Regions from separate parts of the Homo sapiens genome. Here all the other regions are linked to region 3. The links are chromatin loops, found by intact Hi-C in ENCODE. Cell type or tissue: PC-3. All regions are shown on one strand. Links, peaks and the distances in the headings refer to the core of each region. The heading gives the core; the rest is flanking DNA.

Region 1 (4,000 bases), core at 1-4,000, 210 kb before region 3:
TAGCACAGAAGACACAATCTTCTGGCTCACCCTACTGAGAAGAGGTGATATTTACCAATGAATTGCAGAATAGGAGTTCACTAGGCAGCGAGATAGGAAAAGGCATTACAGGCAGAGGAAGCCCCATGTATAAAAAGTCACATAAGCACAAAATAGCAGGGAAAGCAACTAATTCAATATGGCAGGGAATGTGAGAGGGACTGGAGGGAACAGGGAAGGCTAGAGAACAGGAAGGGTCTAATGACAAAGGGAAGAAGCTTGCCCTGAGTGCTGCAGCATTTTGCTTAGAGGATGTTAAAGCAAAGGAGGAGATTCTGGCAGCTGTGCGGAAGACGGACTGGGATGGGGGGCCAGGTAGACAAAGAGACATCCTAAGGAAACTGAGGCCCACTGCTAACACAGTTCTCAGTGTGCTTAAGACGATTTAACCTTGTGGAAAATACTGCCAGGAGGATATTTTCTAAGGAATTTGTTTACCAAAGAATCTGAACCCAATGATGAACCAATCTTTCGCTAACAAAGCTAGAGAACTCAGAACCATCTAAGTTAGCAAGTGTTAAAACACTGGAAAGCAAATGTGGCAACAGCACTTTCCTATTTGACCATAATCAACATCAATGTGGAAAGAAAACAAACCTGAAAGCAAGTGAGGAAAACACACAGTGGGTTTCTTTGCTTTCTCTCCAGGACACTGTCAGTACACAGAGCATTTAGAATAGCTGATTTGATCGTTGTGAAAATCTACCTGCGTGCCCCTCTCTCTCTCTCTCTCTCTCTGAATGCAATTAGAGAAGACAGCTTCATTCACACTGTGTCTAAAAATAGATGATGGCAGAGTTCACAGACTGACAGCTGCATTGTCATACAGTAACCAGGAAAGGAAAGGGATGGCTAATTTAACTTAACAACTTCCAAAACAAACAGTGCAGAGGGAGTCCAGGATAAAGAAAAAACACACAGGTCAGTTCTTCAAAGAGCTGGCAGAGGGATGGGGTCGCTCCATGGCAGTTTATTAGTCCTCCCAAAATCCTGACGAAACCAGCTAAGTATTTTGCCCAGATCTACCCAGAGTCCTTCAGACAAGAGCTCTGGCAGATGAACCGCTACAGAGATTCAGGCAATATTAGGCAGCAGGGCCAGGACTTTCCCTGCTGACTTCTTCATACATCCCCTGGACACAAGTAAGCTAAGAAGAGTCATGACGTTTTTCTAGGCAAGATAAATAAATGAGTTTTTTCCCCCTTTGCCATATCTAAATTATACTCTGCCTAGCCTGGGGCATTTAAAAAAAAGTTATCCAGGAAATAAACATGCATCATTAAGGGGCAGAAACCAGGTGTCTAAAAGAAGCAAACCATTTCTTTCCCTCCCTTCAGTCCTAAAATGTTTTCTGTTTTCCTCCTCAGTCTGCCTTGCCCAGGGAAGGGATTACGGTTGGGCTTCAAAAGAAACAAGGGAATAATGCCTGTGGACGGGTAGCAGATTCTCTCTGCAGCTCTCCCGCAGCTCCATGTTGGCTCTCAGCGCTGCTGCCAGCCAGCTAAATGTCAGATCACGGCACCCCAACATTCCCTCACTGCATACCTCCATCGCCCTGGTGACTAAGCTGTTTCAACAGCTGTGTTATTGCTGGAGTCAGGCCAGTGTTATTCACACGAAGTATTTGTTTCATACGGCTTATGTGGGGAATTATTGCACTCAGCTTTGGGGTTCTATTTAAAGATAAGGTCCTTCCCTTGATCAATCAGCCAGGACATTCCTCGAGTTGGGCTCCAGGAGACAGTGGGACAATATTCTACTGCCACCCGGGGTTCCAGATAATGGACAGATTCATAATACTATAAAGAAGGTGGATGAAGCATATGTGTGTGTGAGAGAATGGGAAGCATAATGGAAAACCATGACCCTTGGTGGAGCTGCGGAAGAACTCTGCTGCTCCTCCCTCAATAAAAGCCACCCACAACACAAGAGTGTTAAGCTGGACTCCCTTTCTGCTCTTCTTCTCCAGCCATCACCCTCAGCCTTTCCCTTAAAATCATTGCTCTTTCCTTTCGGGTCACGCTAGCACTGTTGCGTTGGTCTCTACATGCATCACTCCACACACCTGCCCCGAATGCCATCTCCTCCCTCAGCCCTTGGCTTCTCCTATCTCATCAAATGGTTTATGACCATTGATGTTCCTATCATGTAGGAAGCAAGTTGGGCCTGTTGGCCTGGTGACCTCCTCCACTACTCCACATCCTCTTCTGAGTGTGAGTAAGATAAGGGCTGTGTTACTAACTGCTGAGTTAATCAACCCAAACTCCCTTATATGGAGGGACAACTGGGAAAAGGAAAAGGCATTACATCCATGAGCTTTATGTCCTGTAGGTGGGACTAATTTCTATTTCTAGCTCATTCTAGGCTGAATCTCCATCAAAGAGGCCTACTGGCCTGTTCTCCCTCCAAAGTTGTTCTCACCAAGAGCAATCGGGCACCATTTTCTGATGCTGAAAAGATCTCAGAAATATGTTTTCTTATAAATGAAGTATTTTTAAAAGAAATAAAACAATGATTCCTAAGAGCTCACATTTTTTACTGCCTACTATGTGTAGACATTTTCACCCATGCAGATGCCAGCCAGATGGAAACCATCACAGGCAATTTCAAAGTGAGGAAACTGAGGCCCATGGCCATGCTACCAATGTGAGAGGGAGGCAAAATGAGAACCCAGGTTTGCCTGACTCAGCAGCTCAAGTACTTTCCCCTTATGTCTCTCAGTCATGGGGTAGGAAAGTTAGGACACCCGCTTCTTGCTCTAAAAAGGCCACTATTTAGCCAAACAATTTGAGTAAGTCACTTTACATAATGTATTATTTCATGAAATACTACAGTTGGATCATAGGCTTACTAAGATCCTTTCTAGTTCTAATATTTCATGAATGTAGAAATCTAAAACACCTCCAGCTGTTGACTGCCTTCTATACTTAAGGCACTGAGGCCAAAACAAAGAGCTATAAAACCATGCCTGTCCTCAGGGCACTTATAATGGAGTTTGAGTGACAAAGGATAACAAGTTGAGTTTGACTAATGGAAGAGTTAAACAATTAACAAATACAAAAATACCAGAGAACCAGACTACAGGGCAGTGCTTGAGAAATAACACCGCATACCAGCATGACTATACAAGGAGAAAAGTAGATTTCAACAATGGTAACACCCCTAACCCGGAAAATACATTTGTGCTGCCAGCAGAAAGAAAAGAAGAGACAGAAAACGCTTGCAGGAAAAGCCAGCTACTAGAAGGGATCCCGTCTGTTTCACAGGAAAGCTTTGTTTCTGACAAGTTTCGTAAAGGAAAAAGTAGGCTAGAACAAGCTTTTTTATTTCCAACCCACCTTTTCTTCGTTCCCATGAATGAGGAGGGGATACAAATGAGAGCAGGCAGCCAGGGACAAAAATAATATGGCTGGTGGTTCCTGACCTCTTGGATTCCTGCCAACAGAGAAGCCTGAGAGGCAACATTTAATTGTGGAAAAACCAGCCTGGCTCTCCTCTTATCTTTTTCCTCTGTGACTTAAACCCACAATTACTGGCAACCCCTAGATTCCGAGTCACCCAGCTGGTGGTGGCAGCAATGGCTGTGTCTGTAGCTGAAAAGCAAAAGGGAGTCAGATTTTACCTGCCTCCGAAGCCAGCCCTGGGAGCACAGCCCTAACCCAGCTTGATGACTTCTCCCATTAAAAGGTTCACAGATGCCCTCCCGTTGGGAAAACCACCAAGTGAGAAGTCCAGATGGGAAAAAAAGAAACACGATTTTCAGCTGCTGTATAATTCAAAGGACAAGCTACGAGTCTCAAATCCTGAATTCCACATTTTATTTCAGCACTAGAGATGTGATGTTCAATTCCTTTTCTTAAGAAACAAACTCCAAATTTCTTAGCTGGTCATCAAGGCAACTCACCTACCAGGCCCTCTGTCTTTCAGCAGCTCATCTTTTTTCTCTAATATGGACACTTTT
Region 2 (7,866 bases), core at 1,600-5,599, 63 kb before region 3:
AATGCTCATGGAAAGAATTTAAACTGGAGTCAAACATGAATATTTTCTAACATTATTGAATGGAAATAAAGCATCATACAAAGATATAAACAAAGTTTTCAAATTTCAATATGTTAGGGGAGGACAAAAGAATCTTACAAATCATTTAATTCAGTCTTCTAATTTTGCAGTTAACTAAACTGGACCAACAGCCCACATCTACGTAGATAATTAGTAAGAGAGCCAGGGTTTAAACCTAACTGGTGTCATGTCAGGCTTTAAACTACAAACAAGAATTTAACACATCAAGACAAAAAGTCTTCATGTTATACTTTTAAAAGGCACAGAACAATTAAACAGTTTAGAAATCTAATATGTCTTTAAATTACACGGATGCATTAAGGAACCTCATTTTTAAAAATTATTATTATTATTTTTGGAGGCAGAGTCTCGCTCTGTCACCCAGGCTGGAGTGCAGTGGCACTATCTTGGCTCACTGAAACCTCCACCTCCTGGGTTCAAGCGATTCTCCTGCTTCAGCCTCCTGAGTAGCTGGGATTATAGGTGCCTGCCACCATACCCAACTAATTTTTGTATATTTAGTAGAGACAGGGTTTCACCATGTTGGCCAGGCTGGTCTCAAACTCCTGATCTCAAGTGATCCACCTGCCTCGGCCTCCCAAAGTGCTGGGATTACAGGTGTGAGCCACCATGCCCAGCCAATCTCTTTTTTTTTTTTTGAGACAGAGTTTCACTCTTGTTGCCCAGGCTGGAGTGCAATGACGTGATCTCGGCTCACTGCCACCGCTGCCTCCTGGGTTCAAGTGATTCTCCTGCCTCAGCCTGCCTAGTAGCTGGGATTACAGGCATGCACCACCACACACACCCAGCTAATTTTGTATTTTTAGTAGAGACGGGGTTTCACCATGTTGGTCAAGCTGGTCTCGAACTCCCGACCTCAGGTGATCCACCCGCCTCGGCCTCCCAAAATGCTGGGATTACAGGTGTGAGCCACCATGCCCAGCTGCCAATCTCATTTATTTTTAACAGACATTTGCATTTTTAGTTGATGAGATGATAACAAGCGTCTACCAGAGAAGTGCCTGCTGTCCATGGGTTAATGAATTGGATTATTACAGCAGTGGAGGTGGGTCTCTTTCTTTAGGAAATAGTTGATCAATTTTCTTTGGCTTTCATAATCTTAAATTTAGATCAAGTCAGAGAAATGACAATATATAGCCTTTTGCTTTTAGGATAACAGTATTTTTCAATACACATAGACTTGTTTTGCAATAAATATTCTTTTTTTCTGATCTAAGTGCCACCATTTATCTCCTGTTCTTCTTTATATTTTGTATACACAAAGCCTAAATTGGGTTTGATAGTAGGAATTAAGGAGTTCCATATGAATGGATTTTCCAGACAAAGGAAGCTTACCTACATTATTGAAATTTAACAATTTTAGAAGGAAATCTTTCTAGGCTGTATCACCTACTTATCCATCACCTTTAAAAGAGTCTTGATATCTTCCCTTTAATAGAGAGCTGAGAACAGAGATTTGAAGCCAGACCGCTTTTGTTTAAGACCTGGTTCTGACTCTTACCAGCTGTGTGACCTCAGGCACGTTACTGTCTTGGTTTCCTCATTTGTAAAATAAGAATATTAGTATATTCTTCTTAAAGTAGTTGTGAAGATTGAAAGATAATATATATAAGGCACTTAAGACAGTGTCTGGTATATAATAATTACTAAGTATATATTAGCTCAAGGAGTCACAGTCTACAATGTGAGAGGGGGGTTGGCAGAAGTAAGATATTAATTAATGGAATATACAAGTGCATTTACCAACTTGTGATAAGTGATAGAAAAGGAAAGTACTAAGTGCTATTAGAGTGTTAACAGGGGAACCAGATTTAGCCTGGCATTGTGTTATAGAATTCTTTACATTTTAGTTTTTCCTACTGATGTGTGAATTTTTTGAAAGCAAGAAGCATGTCTTAATCTTCCTTATGTAACTGTCAGTAAGCACAGTCTCTGGCGCATAGCAGGGGCTCGAGACTACTTTGGAAGGAGAGATTAAAGGAAAGAAAGAAAAAATTCTACAGGCATCACCCGGAGAATATAAAGATATTCCAGGCAAGTATTCTGCAGGGGGTAGAGAATTATGCTCCTTGGTGACCCTGCCACCTGCAGAGGTGCAGTACCTCCCGCACAGGGGTCAGCATCCCAGTGATTCCTGGCATCTGCAGCTTAATGAGGATGTATCCATTTATGCATTAAGGTTCATTTCCCTTGTTCAAAGCAGTCCCTCAGGTCTTCCCGGAGGACTGGTTTGCTTATTTTATACAGGATTCTTAGAATACTGCTGACATGTTTGATAATCAGAGAGTCTTGGGAAGGGGGTTGCTTATCTTGGGGAAAGTCAGCGAGCTATGTTTGAAGGCAGGTTTTCTTCCTCTCTTGAGAGAGTTGAGCAGTTTGAAAATAGGCTGCCTTCAGCCTTGCTTGGAATCTGGAGTGAAAGAGAAATACAGGGATGCAGCACTGAAGGAGCCCTGCTGTTCTCCTGGCCTGAGGGCTGAATTGATTCCACAGGTAACCTAGCATGAGCCTTCCACTTCATATGGGAGAAAAGGGAGGAGCAGATGGCCAGGTGCCTTGCCCCAGGTCACACAGTGGCAAAGCCTGAAGCCCTCAGACTTGCACGCTCCCAGCTGACACCCTATACAACACATGGGGAATGGGAAATTGGAATCGACTTTAAAAAAAAAAATCTATGAATCAAAAGCCGGGTTTGTTGGGGCATACCTGTAGTCCTAGCTACTCAGGAGGCTGAGCTGGAGGATCACTTGAGCCCAGGAGTTCAAAGCTAGCCTGGGCAATATAATGAGACCCTATCTCTAAAATAATAATAATAATAATAAAATCTATGAATAAGTTAGGAAAGACAAGGAAGAGACTGACTTGTGCGAACCTCCAATTTTAAATTGTGTTAGCTTAGAAGAAAGACTATTTTTTAAAAATGTAATCAAAATAGTTGATGAGAACAACAGTAATACCAGAAAACACTTATATGTTATTTGTTATTTGCTTGGCATCATTCTGAGAGTTTTATATGTATAAATTCATTTAACTTCCATAACACTTCCTGGCCTAGATTTTATTAATTTTACACGTGAGGAAAACTGAGACATGGGAGCTTAAGCAACTTGCCCAAGGTCACACATTTAGTCGGTTGGAGAGTTAGAATGAAGATTTAGTTAAATATTTGCAGGAGCTGCGGAGTGTGCTGGCTAGCTGTCTTGCTGCTGCCACGGCTCTGCCCTCTGGCGGCTCACCCTGGCCCATGGATGAGGATGTCTGGCTAAGCCCAGGGCTTAATGGCCCTCTCCTGCTTTACAGAAGAACCCTGGAGTCGGGGCTCCTTGACATAAAACTGGTTTGTGTCCATAGGTTTATGACATTACTTTTTTATGTTGTCAGTGGGGCAGTGTCCTGGTAATTGCTGTCATTGTTCTATATTTGTCCCTGTATAGTCACTGGCTGAGAGCTTTCTTAAACTGAAACTCTAGAGCACTGAAGGATTTTAGATTTTTCTAGATACAAAATAGAATTTCAGGGGCATAGTGAATTTTGGGATCTGTCTTCAGCTTTCTTTATATCAGTGGAAATCCACCCCAGATATTAGAAATAAGGACCAGAAAAAAATTAATTAACTGTGATGGAGGAATCTAGTCATTGGACCAATTTGCTTTAAGAAACAAAAGAATTATGAAAAACTCAGAAATTTTTTTTTTTTTTTTTTTAGACAGGGTCTTTGTCACCTGGGCTGGAATGCAGTGGTGCAATCATGGCTGACTGAAGCCTCTACCTCCCCTGGCTCAGAGGATCCTCTCACCTCAGCCTCCTGAGTAGCTGGGACCACAGGCACGCACTACCACACCCAGCTAATTTTTAAGAAATATTTTTGCTGGGCATGGTGGCTCATGCCTGCAATCCCAGCACTTTGGGAGGCCGAGGTGGGCGGATCACCTGAGGTCGGGAGTTTGAGACCAGCCTGACCAACATGGAGAAACCTCATCTCTGCTAAAAATACAAAATCAGCCAGGCATGGTGGCACATGCTGAGGCTGGAGGCTGAGGCAGGAGAACCACTTGAACCTGGGAGGTGGAGGTTGCAGTGAGCCAAGATCGCGCCATTGCACTCCAGCCTGGGCAATAAGAGCGAAACTCTGTCTCAAAACAAAAAACAAACAACAACAACAAAAAAAAGCCAACATATTTTCGTAGAGATTACAGGCATGATCCACCACAACTGACTCAGAATTGTTTACAAGCCCTCAAGTTTGGAAAATCATCTGCAGATGTTAAGATATGTCCAGATAAGAAAACATCCAAATTGAACTGAGAGCACAAGGAACTACCCTGGACAGAATAAAAGTGAAAACTAGGTGAAAAAAAAATTAAAGAAAGGCAAGGGCATTACTGAATACTTACTATGTGCTAATCTTTGCCAAGGTACACTTCTCTGTCCCTTTAATGTGGTCCCATTCTCACTCGTTTCCCATTCTCAGATCTCACCTCAAAGCTTTGCTAAGAGAAGCAGTTAGGATCAACAAGAGAGTCTTGTTTCATTTCAGGAGCTCCACTAAGAAGGCTCCTGGAGTCGAACTTGTCCCAGGCTCAGAGGAAAGGGACGGTCAGACTCTATCCTTAACTAGGACCCAGGGGAGAAGACAGAAAAGAAAAAGAAAGTATGGAGGAAACAGAGAAGGTAAATTCTGTGTGGACTCAAAGGCAGCCTGTTGAGAACAGCAGCTGAACTGTTTTTAGCATCCTCTGGATTCCAAATGTGTCTGTGACCCAGCTACAAGAAAACTGGGCTCTTCCTGGTAATGGTTGATATCTGTATGCCCTTCCAGATCTCCGCTGCATAAAGGCAAAACTCCATCTAGTCCAACTGTCAGGATAGCCCTCTGTGCTAATTACACAAATAAGCAGGCTGAGATCTAGATAGCTTACCAAAACTCAAACAGCTAGTATAAGGCAGAATGAGGCCTAAAACCCAGGTCTGGTGTTTTGAAACCAAAACACTTTTCATTACTTCAGGTGCTGGTTAAATATCCAGCCCAGCACACAAATGCCCTCGTGAGTTAGGATACTTGTGTGTGTGTCTGAGTTCTCCATCCCTTTTCTGCCCCTCAGTTCCTCCTCCCAGGGGCACAGAGCCCTGATGTTGCCCTGGAGAAGGCCTTGCAACATCTGGAAGTCCAGGGAGAGTGAAGTGACTGCTGTGCCAGGTTGAGTCAGTGGAGGAACGCAGGCGTGTCAGCGGGTTCCCAGGGGCGCTTTTCATCACCGAGGCACTCAGTAACAGGCTATCAATACCATTCCGAAATAGAAAGCATCAAACGGCCCAGGCTGTGGCTTTGAGTCGCCACCGAGGTGGCCAGCACAGGAAGCATTAGCACGTCTTGCTTTTCTAGGAATAAAAGAACCGCAACTGTGTCCTTGAGTGTGTTAAACAATGTTAACTAGAGGGAAGGGTCAGGAGAGAGGTATGTGTGGTGGTTTATGGGCAGGAGATGAGAGAAACCACATGGCTCATTTGCCCGGCACTAATGGATCTGAAGCCAGGAGCCGGAGGCCAAGGGCACTGCTGTCTTGAAATGAGAAGAACTGAGAACAAGGGAAGTCCATTAGTGTCATGTTTGTGTTTCTCCTCCTCTGAAGCTGGATTCCAAGCTCACAGGGAGAAACGACCAACAGTTTTCATCCTCAAGAGCTTTTTCCCGTTAGTGTCAAATTATGCCAGTATGGAAAAGGCAAAAAAACAGCAGTATAAATGGAGGCATTTGGAAGCGTACTAGGAAGCCTCTCTCCTCTGCCCAGGGCAAAGCTCAGATGCCTTAGGAAGATGATTAAGTTGATATTTGGGGCAGGGGTTGCTCCTTCGCCCTTGACACGTGGATTTTCAGCAAGAGATCACCTTACTTACACAGGGTCTGAATCAAGTCCTGCTAACTAAAAAGTCAACCAAAGGCATCCAATTCACAATGTGACCTATTAATCAAGATCATCATGTACCTTAGCTCTGAGCCATCACTAATTTCACCAAAACAAAATTGTTTTGATCTATAGAAATAAAAAATAACATCTTTAAAATAATAACATCTAATATGTACAAGCACTTACTTTGGGCCAGGCATTAAGTGCTTTACAAGTTCTAACCCATTTAACTCTTACAGTGATGCAAAGAGGTAGAAAATTGTTGTATCCCCACTTTCAAACAAGAACACAGAGACACAGTGGAGTATTTCATCATCTATTGCCACTTAACAAACTACTGCAATACTTCGTGACCTAAAACAACAATTTATTGCCATTATCTCATGTTTCTGGGGGAGCAGGAATTTGACGGGCAGTGCTACTCTGCTCCATGGGGTCTAGGACTACAGCTGGGATGATTTGAATAGTGAGGGGCTGGCCAGGCATCTCTGTCTGCATGGTGACTTCACAGGGCTAGCTTGAGTTTTTTCCTAGCATAGTGGCCTCGGGGTAGTTGGACTTCCAACATGGTGCCCCAGGGCAAGTTGTCCAAGAGGTCTGAGTGGAAGCTATAAGGCTTCTTATCAAATAGCCTAGGAACCCACAGGAGGTGACTTCTGCCACAGGCCAGTCATTAAGACTAGCCAACATTCAGGGGAAAGGGAATTAGATTCTACCTCTAAATATGAAGAAAATCAACAAATTTAGAAGTATTTTCAGTCTGCTACAGTAAGTAATCAAGTCATATAACTAGTAAGCTGAAAAATAGCATTTTAACCTAGACACTCTTTTGTAATTTTTAGAATTTATGTATTTATTTTAATTTTTGATTTTGTAAGTACATAGTAGCTGTATATACTTATGACGTACATGTGATGTTTTGATACAGGCATGCAATGCATAATAATCACATCATGGAGAATGAATGGGTTATCCATTCCCTCAAGCACTTATCCTTTGTATTATGAACAATCCAATTATACTGTTTTAGTTATTTTTAAATGTACAATTAAGTTATTATTGACTACAGTCACCCCATTGTGCTATCAAATAGTAGGTCTTATTCATTCTTTCTATTTTTTTGTACCCATTAACCATCCCCACCTCTCCTCTTCCCCTTCCCCCCCAGTTTATTTTATTTTAGATTCAAGAGGTACATGTGCAGGTTTATTACAAGGGTATGTTGCATGATGCTGAGGTTTGGGCTTCTATTGATCCTGTCACCCAGATAGTGAACATACTACCCAATAGGTAGTTTTTCAACCCTTGGACTCCCCCTTCCCTTTTTTGCCATTCCCAGTGTCTATTATTCTCATCTTTATGTTCATGTGTATCCAATGTTTAGCTCCCACTTATTAGTGAGAACACGTGGTATTTGGTTTTCTGTTTATGTGTTTATTCACTTAGGAAAACAGCCTCCAACTGCATCCTTGTTGCTGCATACAACATGAGTTCATTATTTTTATGACTGCATAGTATTCTATTAACCCAGACACTCTTAACCACTACATCTGGAAGTTGAATTTATATATCATTGACACAAATTCAGTGGATGATGGATATTCTGGCATTCATTTGTAATTCAATTGTTTGGAAAATTTACACTTTCTTCTAGAGGTGTAATGTTTCTTTTCCTCTTTCCTTAAGTATTTGTTAAACACCAACTTTGTGCCAGGCACTGTCCTAGGTGTTAGGGATAAAAAGCAAACAAACTACTGTCCCTGATTTTCAATGTTGTTATGGTTTGGCTGTGTCCCCATCCAAATCTCATCTTGAATTGTAGCTTCCATAATTCCTATGTGTTGGGGGAGGGACCTGGTGGGAGATAATTGAATCATGG
Region 3 (7,866 bases), core at 2,318-6,317:
CACCTTCTCAACAACCTTGAAAACAGGAACTAAAATGAATAATTAAGAAACAGTATTCAAAGATCACTGCAAGCTGGGCACAGTGGCTCACACCTGTAATCCCAGCACTTTGGCAGGCCAAGCTGGGTGGATTGCTTGAGTGCAGGAGTTCAAGACCAGGTTGGGCAACATGGTAAAACCCTGTGTATTGGTCTGTTCTCACACTTCTATAAAGACACTCCCTGAGACTGGGTAATTTATAAACAAAGGAGGTTTAATTGACTCACAGTTCTGCATGGCTGGAGAGGCCTCAGGAAACTTACAATCAAAGCAGAAGGGGAAAGAGGCACCTTCTTCACAAGGTAGCAGGAGACAGAAGTGTGTGTAAAGGGGAAAGAGCCCCTTATAAAACCATCATATCTTGTGAGAACTCACTATCACAAGAACAGCATGGGGGAATCCACTCCCATGATCCACTCACCTCCCACCAGGCCTCTCCCTCAACACCTGGGGATTACAATTCAAGATGAGATTTGAGTGGGGACACAAAGCCTAACCACATCACCCTGCCTCTACAAAAAATATAAAGAATTACTGGGCTTGGGCTGAGTACAGTGGCTTATGCCTGTAATCCCAGTACTTTGGGAGGCCGAGGCAGGCGGATCACTTGATGTCAGGAGTTCGTGACCAGCCTGGCCAACATGGTGAAACCTTGTCTCCACTAAAAATACAAAAAAAATTAGCTGGGTGTGGTGGTGCATGCCTGTAATCTCAGCTACTTGGGAGGCTGAGGCAGAAGAATCACTTGAAACTGGAAGGCAGAGGTTGCAGTGAGCCAAGATCGTGCCACTGCACTCCAGCCTGGGCAAAAGAGCAAAACTCCATCTCAAAAAAAAAAAAAAGAATTACTGGGCTTGGTGGCGTGCACGCGCCTGTAGTCTCAGCTACTTAGAGAGCTGAGGTGGGAGGATAACCTAAGTCCAGGAGGTCAAGGCTGCAGTGAGCCATGATAGCACCACTGCACTCCAGCTGGGGTGACAGAGTGACACCCTGTCTCAAAAATAAACAAGTAAAATAAAACTAAAACAACGAGCACTGTATTATCTAATGCAATTTATAAAATAAGCAAAGTTCAGCAATCTTCAATGGAAAAGGTCATAGTATTTGAAAATTAAGAATGTTTTGATGCTGATTTTTATCAAAATGGTACTTCAAGCCATTAATTGGAACAAATTCCAAACTCACAGTTACTTGCATCACCTCACTTTAGAATCAAATCATGAGTCCATTTCAGCTAATAATTTATTTTGATTTTTAGCTTCATGGTCCACTTCAATGGAAAGAGATTTTGTAGCAGTGACTTTGCTTCTCAGACTTTCAGTGAGTCTCATTTTCTTCCTCACAGGCACTATACTCACTGTTAGCATAGCCATAGTTCCCATAGTTGGGAACTCCTGGGTACTCCTATACCCAGACCTGCCCGCCTCATCCTGCCAGAGAAAAGAAGGAAAAGGCAGGCATGTGGGGAGAAGTGGTGAGTGGGTAGGAAATAGGTAGGGGTGACCCAGAGCACATCTTCAGTATCAGTGCCCAGCGGAATACCAATTTCTTCCTAAAAGTGCCATGACATCAGTGAAATATAAATATTATGCCTTTTTCGAATTGCAATGTGTATAACTATTATCCTATGTTTGCCCCACTATTGTATGTTTGGAGTACTGGAAGATCATAACATGTCTCTTTAGTTTTACAGGTCCACAGATAGAGAGGAATTGTGCCTGGGGACTGTTATTATGGGTTACCCTAGAGCCCCATCCTCTCCTGATTTCTACATGATTTACGTGATGGGATTGGGGGCATATGAGCCATTGAGATTTAGATGAGAATTTTTGATTTTGAGTTGATACTCTAATGGGAATTTGGGGAAGACAGTATTCTAAATAGCCCCTTAATCTCTGCCCTCTATTGTCACCCCCTTATTATGTTATGTTACATGAAAAAGTGATTTTACAGATGCTATTAAGGTGACTAATCAGTTGACCTTAAAATAAGATGTCAACCACGTGGGCCTATCCTAATTACATAGAGCCCTTAAAACAAGAGAGTTTTCTCTGGCTTACTGGGGAAGCAAAAGTCAGAGATTCAAAGCCTGAGAGAAATTCAATGTGTCACTGATGGCTTGAAGAAGGAGGAACCTACAAACTGATGAATTTGAGTGACCTCTAGGAGCTGAGATTGATTCCTGGGCAACAGTTGCTAGCAGAGAATGGAGACTTTAGTCCTACAACCACAAGAACTGAATTCTGCCAACAACCTGAATGAGCTCAGGAGAATATTCCTCCCCAGAGTCTCCTGATGAGAACATAGCTCAGCTGACATCTTGATTTTATTCAACCTTTGAGATCCTGAACAGAGGGCCCAGCTACAATATGCTGGATACCTGACCCATGGAAACTATAGCTAATAATCTGTATTATTTACTGTTGTAAGTTTGGGGTAATTTGTTATGCAACAATAGAAAACTAGTGTGTGTGTCTATGTAACACTATGTGTATAATTCTATGCATTTATATTCTTTAAATAGAAGAGATGACATTTTTACAAAATCATATAAAATCGGTCTAGCCAGAGGTTTATAGAACAATCTTGTGAGTCAGTAATAAAATGAAATTTATAGTACAGATAGAATTCCAATTTTTAAAAAGCCCTTAATAAAGAGGGATAGCTCTAGGTTCAAGCTTCTTATTGCTTTATCCTTCTGGGAGAATCTGTGAGAAGGATACCTCATTAGTATATACTGTCAAAGGGTTGAAATCTCAATAAAACAAACAGTTCAACAAGTAATCATTTAGCACCTTATAAGTGCCACTGGACACTAAGGTTAGCACTGGGGGTTGGGTGATTTTTTTTTGTAATTCAGGACTATGAGAAATAAATTTATGTTGTTTATGAGTTGGTATAAGCTTATAAGAGCAAAGGATATTATAAGAGCAAAGGATGCATTCTTAGCATTGGATGCTCATATACCTCATCCAAGGGAGATGAGGTGAGTGTGGCTTCTTGACTTTCTCCTGTTCTTTACAGAACACTGCCCCAGCTGGTGGAGATGGCATTTTGCCTGTCCAGGTTGAGGTCCTTTCAGGTTGCAGGTTGCAGGAGGCCATAAGCAGGAGCTTACCAAGTCTCTTAATACCTCAAATTATGTCACTCCCAACCGCTCGTATAATTACTTTATAAGGCTGCAAAAACTGCCTTTAGTTAAGCTCCATTTCCTTGGTCTAACTAGTGTAGATTTCAGGTACAATTTCTTACTATGCCAGTGGTGCCACCCTTACCACATTGGTCTAGGTTTTAGAATAATGACTAAGCATTTCATATGAGTAGTTATATTAGAATGATGAGGAGTGTAAAATTGTTCAAGATGTAGCAAAGCTTAACATGAAGGCTGGGCTACGGTCCTCAAAACCTAGTTCATAGAGTAGTCCTGGGAATTAAATGATGTAAGGCATTAATTAAATGATATAAGTGCTTAATTCAATGCCTGGCATAAACGAACAACTCAATAAATGTTAGTTGCTATTGTTGTTAATTGCTATGACTTACTTGTTAGTGCCCTTATGGTAACAACTATTATTGCAAAATAATTACAGAAAAGAAGGGCTGATATTGGGAGAAAGAGGAGAGGATCTGGAAGTCCTGAAGAGGCTGAAGAAATAATAGACTGGGAGTAACTGAATGAGAATGTTGGAAGAAAGGTTGCAGTTAGTGAATGGAGTGTTTGAATTTAATATTTAGGAGATAGAATAATTCCAAGTAATGATAGAAGTATAGCAAACTGGGATGGACGTGGAGTATGTGTGATGTGAAATGGGAGATAGGAGAAGAAGGTCATTAACACTAAGGAAGCCAAAGGAGTCTGGAGAATCAGGTAGGGTATCCGTGTGGCTTTGGAACACTCTCAGGATGACAGCACAACTTAGACTACAGGAGGCAATGGAAAACACTAATGTCTTTAATAAAAGAAGGAAGTACCTGAATCCTTGTTGGTAGGATTTCCAAGACTGAGAGTGTCTCTGGATCCTGTCGTTTTAGCAGAACTACTCTGTGCACTATTTATACCCTTGTTGGAGTTCTCTCTACCTTCTAACTTCAGGAAGTGATTTTATTGTGCCAGTTCCCAGAAAGCTGATGGGGCAGTGTATTCATGCCCAAGCTGGCTGTTTGGAATACATCTAATGTACCCATTCTTCCAGCCCAGGCAAACTGCCCTTAAGAGCTACTTGATCCAACATCACGAAATCTGTTCTCATTCTAATTTAGAATGCAGGAACTTGTGTGGTGACTCATATGTTTGAAAAGCTCAAATTAAGTAGTGGTGATCTCAACCATGATTCACTGATGAGAACTGGAAAGTGATTCATCTCCTTTATGTGCTTGTCCTTGGGAGTCTCCAGGCTTAAAGGTCTTCCAGAAACACACTGCACTCAAGGAAAGACACTGGGCCCTCCTGTGGTGGTATTTTAGCAATTACACAGAGGCATTCACTACATTTTTTTACTAGGTCATTTCCTTTAGTTCATTTTATTCCCATCTACAGTCCACAAGATGCTCTTGTGCTGTAATGATTCACTGCCGATAAATGAAAAGTCAATGATACTTTTAGGTCAAAGGTGGGTGTACATTTAGTAAACCATTGGTGCAGATTCACAATTATCTAATATGTAGGGATAACTGTATTTTTCTTAGTATGTACTTGTTATCAAGGAGTAACTTTTTTCTTACCACAGTAACAGGGTTTGAATGTATTTTATATGATACTGTCAGAGGCGTTTAAACCAGAGCAACTCCATCTTGCATAGGCGCTGGGTAAAATAAGACTGAGACCTACTGGGCTGCATTCCCAGGAAGTTAAGTCACTCTTAGTCACAGGATGAGATAGGAGGTTGGCACAAGATATAGGACACAAAGACCTTGCTGATAAAACATTATGTGGTCAAGAAGCCTGCCAAAACCCACCAAAACCAAGATGGTGATGAAAGTGACCTCTGCTCTCCTCACTGCTCATTATATGCCAATTATAATGCATTAGCATGTTAACAGTTACTCCCACCAGTGCAGTGACAGCAGTTTACAAATGCCATGACAATGTCAAGAAGTTACCCTGTATGGCTTCAAAATGGGAGAATCCCTCAGTTCTGGGAATGGCCCACCCCTTTCCTGGAAAACTCATGAATAATCAACCTCTTGTTTAGCATATAATCAAGAAATAACTATAAGTATCTCCTTAGTCCAGCAGCCCAAGCTGCTGCTCTGCCTATAGGGTAGCCATTCTTTATTGCTTTACTTTCTTAAAACTTGCTTTCACTTTCCTCTATGAGCTCACCCCAAATTCTTTCTTGTGCAAGATCCAAGAACCCTGTCTTGGGGTCTGGATCAGGACCCCTTTCTGGTAACAATACCAAGAGGGAATACTAATTAAAAAACTAGTTTAAAGTTAAGATAACTTACACTAAAATAAACCAAAGATTCTTGTATACTGGTAATAGCACTGTGTGGAATTACAAATCCATACCCAAACAATCTACCTGACAAAGTAAGATCATATAATTTAACCAGATTAAGTATTTTTGCATCTACTATGCTGAGCAACCAGAACTAGGTAGGCACTATTGCTATGAATTTTCCTAGTATTTGTTTAAAAAAATTCACTATAGACCTGGTAAACAATCAATTACAATCCCATCTGATATAGTTGTGACCCTGTCCTCAGTTTGTAATGCTTCTAGCTAACATTTACAGTGAACCCATTTTGTGATAGGAACTGATCTAAGTACTGTCAGGCCTCTGAGCCCAAGTCAAACCATCGCATCCCCTGTGACTTGCATGTATACGCCCAGATGGCCTGAAGTAACTGAAGAATCACAAAAGAAGTGAAAAGGCCCTGCCCCGCCTTAACTGATGACATTCCACCATTGTGATTTGTTCCTGCCCCACCTTAACTGAGTGATTAACCCTGTGAATTTCCTTCTCCTGGCTCAGAAGCTCCCCCACTGAGCACCTTGTGACCCCCGCCCCTGCCCACCAGAGAACAACCCCCTTTGACTGTAATTTTCCATTACCTTCCCAAATCCTATATAAGACGGCCCCACCCTTATCTCCCTTCGCTGACTCTCTTTTCGGACTCAGCCCACCTGCACCCAGGTGAAATAAACAGCTTTATTGCTCACACAAAGCCTGTTTGGTGGTCTCTTCACACAGAGGCGCATGAAATTTGGTGCCGTGACTCGGATCAGGGGACCTCCCTTGGGAGATCAATCCCCCATCCTCCTGCTCTTTGCTCTATGAGAAAGATCCACCTACGACCTCAGGTCCTCAGACCAACCAGCCCAAGAAACATCTCACCAATTTCAAATCTGGTAAGCGGCCTCTTTTTACTCTCTTCTCCAACCTCCCTCACTATCCCTCAACTTCTTTCTCCTTTCAATCTTGGCACCACACTTCAATCTCTCCCTTCTCTTAATTTCAATTCCTTTCATTTTCCGGTAGAGACAAAGGAGACATGTTTTATCCGTGGACCCAAAACTCCGGCGCCGGTCACGGACTGGGAAAGCAGCCTTCCTTTGGTGTTTAATCATTGCAGGGATGTCTCTCTGATTATTCACCCACGTTTCAAAGGTATCAGACCACGCAGGGACGCCTGCCTTGGTCCTTCACCCTTAGCGGCAAGTCCCACTTTTCTGGGGAAGGGGCAAGTACCCCAACCCCTTTTCTCCTTGTCTCTACCCCTTCTCTGCTTTTCTGGGGAAGGGGCAAGTACCCCAACCCCTTCTCTCCTTGTCTCTACCCCTTCTCTGCTTTTCTGGGGAAGGGGCAAGTACTCCAACCCCTTCTCTCCTTGTCTCTACCCCTTCTCTGCTTTTCTGGGGAAGGGGCAAGTACCCCAACCCCTTCTCTCCTTGTCTCTACCCCTTCTCTGCTTTTCTGGGAGAGGGGCAAGTACCCCTCAAACCCTTCTCCTTCACCCTTAGTGGCAAGTCCCGCTTTCCTGGGGCAGGGTCAAGTACCCCTCAACCCCTTCTCCTTCACCTTTAGCGGCAAGTCCCGCTTTTCTGGGGGAGGAGCAAGTACCCCTCAACCCCTTCTCCTTCACCCTTAGTGACAAGTCCTGCTTTTCTAGGGGGCAAGAACCCCCAATACCTTATTTCCACACCCCAACCTCTTATCTCTGTGCCCCTATCCCTTATTTCCGTGCCCCAAACCCCCTTCCCGCTTTTCAGGAGGGTAAGAACCCCTGAACCCCTTCCCTCCATGTCTCTACGCTCTCTTTTCTCTGGGTTTGCCTCCTTCACTATGGGCAACCTTCCACCCTCCATTTCTCCTTCTTCTCCCTTAGCCTGTGTTCTCAAAAACTTAAAACCTCTTCAACTCACACCTGACCTAAAACCTAAATGCTTATTTTCTTCTGCAATGCCGCTTGACCCCAATACAAACTCGACAGTAGTTCCAAATAGCCAGAAAATGGCACTTTGAATTTTTCCATCCTGCAAGATCTAAATAATTCTTGTCGTAAAATAGGCAAATGGTCTGAGGTGCCTGACGTCCAGGCATTCTTTTACACATCAGTCCCTTCCTAGTCTCTGTGCCCAGTGCAACTCGTCCCAAATCTTCCTTCTTTCCCTCCCACCTGTCCCCTCAGTACCAACCCCAAGCGTCGCTTAGTCTTTCTAATCTTCCATTTCTACAGACCCATCTGACCTCTCCCTTCCTCCCAAGGCTGCTCCTCTCCGGGCCGAGCTAGGTCCCAATTCTTCCTCAGCCTCTGCTTCTCCACCCTATAATCTTTTTATCACCTCCCCTCCTCACACCTGGTCCGGCTTACAGTTTCGT
Region 4 (4,000 bases), core at 1-4,000, 260 kb before region 3:
TGCTAGATCCTGTCCTTCCCAATTATGATCCAAAAAATCATGCTAGGATAACTGTCTGGAAAAAATATTTAATTGGTCTTCCAGCTGGGAAACAAATTCTATATGAATTGATGAGAAAAAAAAAACAGAATTTTTAAAACTAGAAAAAATGTGGGTGACCTATTATCTTAGGGGATATTTCTTTAAGCATGAAAGCAAAACTAGAAACTATAAAAGAAAAAATGTACAGGTTGACTACATAGAAAAAAGCTCTATATCCTGGTAAACATCCAAATCAAAATAAAAGCTAGTGACAAATGGAGAAAAGTTGAGCTACCCGTGTAACAGACAAAAGATAAATATACTAAATCAGACTCTCAAGAAAATGGATAAAGAATCTGAACTGACAACCTAAAAATATCAAGTCATAGGAACATGAAACATGCTCAGTGTTACTGGTAATGAAGTAAATGCAAAATTCAATTTCTGCATCTTGAAGTTGCAAATTTCAAAACTACGTAGTGTCAGTGAGGATGCGGGCCACAGCCTCTCTCATTCTGCTGTTGGCACAGTTCTGGAGGGCTCTGTATGCTTACAGGTGTCCATGATAAATGCTTTTCTGTGTAGCCTTCATCGCTATCACCTTACTATCTATTGCCTCCTCCCTCCCGCCTTCCTTTACCACACCAATATACTTCACAATGATAGGGATATTGTTTACTGATCTGCCCCAAATGCTTACAATAGCACCTGGCCCGGCTGGTTGTGGTGGCTCACGCCTGTAATCCCAACACTTTGGGAAGCCAAGACGGGCAAATCACAAGGTCAGGAGTTCGAGACCAGCCTGGCCAACATGGTGAAACCCCATCTCTACTAAAAATACAAAAAATTAGCTGGGCGTGGTGGCAGATGCCTGTAATCCCAGGCTACTCAGGAGGCTAAGGCAGGAGAATCACTTTGAACCCAGGAGGTGGAGATTGTAGTGAGCCGAGATCACGCCACTGCATTCCAGCCTGGGTGACGAGCAAGACTCTGTCTCAAAAAAAAAAAAAAAAAAAAAAAAAAAGCACCTGGCCCAATATTAGATGTTCAACATATGCTTATTGAATGAATAATTGATCTTTAACCCAGTAGTTCTTAGGAATTGATACTAAGGCAACAATCAGTGATGTACAAAAAAGATTTATATCCAAGGATGCTCATTTCAACATATATTGTAATAGTCAAACTTTGCAAACCACTGAAATGTCCAGTAAAAATTATGAACCATCCTTTTTAGAGACTATAATAGTAAAGTCATGAAAATCATGTTATAGAAGACAACACAATAACATAGAAAGATTTCCTAGATATATTTTGAAAAGGGCAGGTTATATAACTGTCCAGAAATTTATTTTCTATGTATAATACAATCTTAATGTATATAAATCTACACATATATGCATGGAAAAACTTGTGTAAGAACATACTGACATTTTAACAGTATTTATCTTTGGATAGAGTAATTGTAAAATGTTTACATGTTTTTCTTTACTCTTTCATGTATTTTTGCAGAGTTTCTGTGATAGGACCATTTTGTTTTTGAGACTGGATTAAAAACAATGTAGCAGAGGCCATGGGTGCCTCACCCATATTCCTCAAGCTGGCCCTAGTTCCAAGTAGCTAAGAGCCTGGCGGTGGCCCTCTACCTACAAAGGATGGGAGTGGAGTGGCTCTCTCTCACAGCTTCCTCAGCCCCAGGGGACAACTCTGCAGCATGTTCCTCACAGCTTGACAGAGGCCCTGGCCGTGCACCTTGGTGGCTGTTCTTTGCATTCCCTTCTTCTCAGCCTTGCTTCTCCATGCCACCTCAGTGCTTCCTGGAATCACCTTTCAAGCCAGCTACTTGCACACAAATCCTTGTCCCAGAGTCTGCTTTTAGGAGGAGCCCAGGCTAAAAGGCACAAACGCTGTTTTAAAAATCCTGCCCACTCCGTGTAAAGAACATCAGCCAAGCATGGTGCTATAGAAATAACTCCTATCTTGGCTGTTCCTGTGTGTAGTTCACTTTCAATCTCTCAGCATCCCTGAGTTGAAGAGAGATCTTGCTTAACTGGGAGGGAAGGCCAAGGGGTTTCTGGATACAGGAGCCACCTTGGGGATCTTAGAGCCTCAGAAGAGGCAAGGATGTACGTTATAAGAAGGGGCTGTCCAGATGATAAATGAAATTAATAAACCACCCCTGTGATGCCAGCACATGGCTCACAGCAGATCTGCATCAGGCGCCTACCATTGCCCTAGGATGCCATTAACACCTACTCTTCCTTATGAGGCTTAGAATCAGGGCTGCTGAGGACTTCAGAAATCATCTCATTCAGGTGGGGTGAAGGGGGTGGGTAGCTTCCCTGAGGGTCCCACAGCAAGAGTTAGAGACACAGCCAGGACCAGAACTTACTGAAAAGCAATAATCCAAGGTCTGACTTGGGTTCTGAGGATTTGCTCAGTTATAGATGTCATTCTCGATTTGGCCTGAAGAGGGCAGACACTTGCCATTCATGGAGGTGAAGAGCTTGTTTTTAAGGCTGGACTAACATCTCCCAATAAGGTCATTTGGTTCTAGTGAGAGTTGCAGCTCACAACATTCTTGACTCTTCTGCTGCAAATATGCTACTGGAAAGACACTGAAGTTCACAGACTGAAGTTCCTTTAGTTCCAACTCTGGCACTGTAATAGGTGACCTTGCACAGGTCACTTCACCTCTCTGAGTCTCACTTCTTGTGAAGTAAGATCTCTACTCCGTGACTGAGAAGGTGGTATTGGGGAGTGATATGTAACTTACAAAGTTGCATATTACAACACACATCACTGCTGTTAAGTTCTGTGTGTGTGTGTGTGTGTGTGTGCGCGCGCGCACATGTGCACACTCGTGATGGAGAGAGCTTGATAAAGGAGAGAGGCCTAGGCCAAAGGAGCTTTTTCTGGCCTCAGGTGAATATATATTTGTAAATTCTCTAGCAATTGGAACCAATTCACTTTGTACTTGGAAAAGACTTAACTGCTTTTACTTTATATTTCGAACTGTACTTTTTTAAAAGCTAAAGATGTCCCTTAACCTAACTGGTGTATGGGAAAAAATATACATAACAGGGATATATGTAAAGTTCTACCATTAAGTCAAAAATATTGCTGAATACAGAGAAGGTATTGGTAATACAAATTTTTAAAACTAAGTATTTAGTGGTTGCTTGGTCATGAGAAGCAAAAAAGTAAGAAGTGAGTATTTTTAAAAATCCTGTACCATTTTCCTAGGACATCAAGCCCTAGTACAGGAAGGGACATTTTCACACTAATCTGTGCCAGCTGGAGCAGTCCTGCCATCTGAACATCATATTTTGGAACCCTGAGAAGCTAGGATGCAGTTAACAGGTAAGTAGTAATGGGAGAACTTTCTAGAAACCATGTCTGGAGGAGGGGTTCAGGAGCTGAGATGCTGAGCCTGGGGTAGGGAAGACTTGAGTGGGGCAGGCCCTACAAAAAGGGGTTCCATCAATCCAAATAAGGAAAAGTCACAAAGGAAAGGTCTGGTCTCAATAGTGAAGGGCATTGTTCCCTGAGAGATCAGTGTGTTGTCACAGGAGACAGGAAGCTCTGAACACTTCAAGACATGCTTAGAAGGCCCCCCGATGTCAGCAGAAAAGGGGCTGCTAATGTCATCTCAGAAACCAAGTTATCCCCATGCAACAAAATCAATCACGTATCAAAACATGATGGAGAGACAGCCTGCAGAAGTCAGATGGTTCCCGGAGCACTACAGGATAAAAAGGACCTTGAAATACAGAAGACAAAGTACAGGCTCATGAATGTCTGGACACACCAGCAAATTGAGCCTGACCAACTGCACTGACATCCTGATGAGTCAGCTTGAATCAAGAAGATGGGTCCCAAATAACTCAGGGTCACGCAGCAGAGAGAGATGGGGATTAGTCAAGTGTGTTCACTCTCTCACCGACTCTTCCTGATTGAATTCCCACACTATGCTAGG

What was found. Hi-C counts contacts between places; a loop is a spot of excess contacts. Peaks named below come from ENCODE experiments on the same cell type or tissue, not always from the same donor. Only the 100,000 strongest peaks of a DNase experiment are listed, where the experiment ranks them.
Region 1: it touches region 3 in a loop (2.9-fold over the local background); 3 of 110 quality-filtered maps call a loop at or near these places.
Region 2: it touches region 3 in a loop (4-fold over the local background); 2 of 110 quality-filtered maps call a loop at or near these places.
Region 4: a loop joins it to region 3, with 7 times the contacts of the local background. A loop is called at or near these places in 7 of 110 quality-filtered maps.

What each region holds. Positions count from the first base shown.
Region 1 is chr1:68,172,657-68,176,656 of GRCh38, forward strand. The region is part of intron 2 of WLS (Wnt ligand secretion mediator); the gene reads right to left. All of the region lies in intron 9 of GNG12-AS1 (GNG12, DIRAS3 and WLS antisense RNA 1), which reads left to right. Among named protein-coding and RNA genes, the nearest start is that of MIR1262, 9.0 kb to the right of the region's middle. In PC-3, for the core only: no CTCF peak of the experiment used is centred there; DNase peaks (open chromatin) are centred at 1,615 and 2,285; H3K4me3 peaks cover 1,035 bases; H3K27ac peaks cover 560 bases.
Region 2 is chr1:68,317,976-68,325,841 of GRCh38, forward strand. No RefSeq gene overlaps it. Among named protein-coding and RNA genes, the nearest start is that of WLS, 89 kb to the left of the region's middle. In PC-3, for the core only: a CTCF peak has its summit at 3,310 (motif pointing left); a DNase peak (open chromatin) is centred at 3,306.
Region 3 is chr1:68,380,191-68,388,056 of GRCh38, forward strand. No RefSeq gene overlaps it. Among named protein-coding and RNA genes, the nearest start is that of RPE65, 66 kb to the right of the region's middle. RefSeq lists an enhancer at 3,870-5,069. In PC-3, for the core only: CTCF peaks have their summits at 3,086 and 4,517; DNase peaks (open chromatin) are centred at 4,381, 5,001, 5,803 and 6,171; H3K4me3 peaks cover 2,846 bases; H3K27ac peaks cover 4,000 bases.
Region 4 is chr1:68,117,858-68,121,857 of GRCh38, forward strand. GNG12-AS1 (GNG12, DIRAS3 and WLS antisense RNA 1) reads left to right here. Exons shown (of 10, transcript NR_040077.1): 8 at 3,268-3,384. It also overlaps a transcript of WLS not described here. Among named protein-coding and RNA genes, the nearest start is that of MIR1262, 64 kb to the right of the region's middle. In PC-3, for the core only: a CTCF peak has its summit at 2,497 (motif pointing right); DNase peaks (open chromatin) are centred at 2,514 and 3,874; H3K27ac peaks cover 70 bases.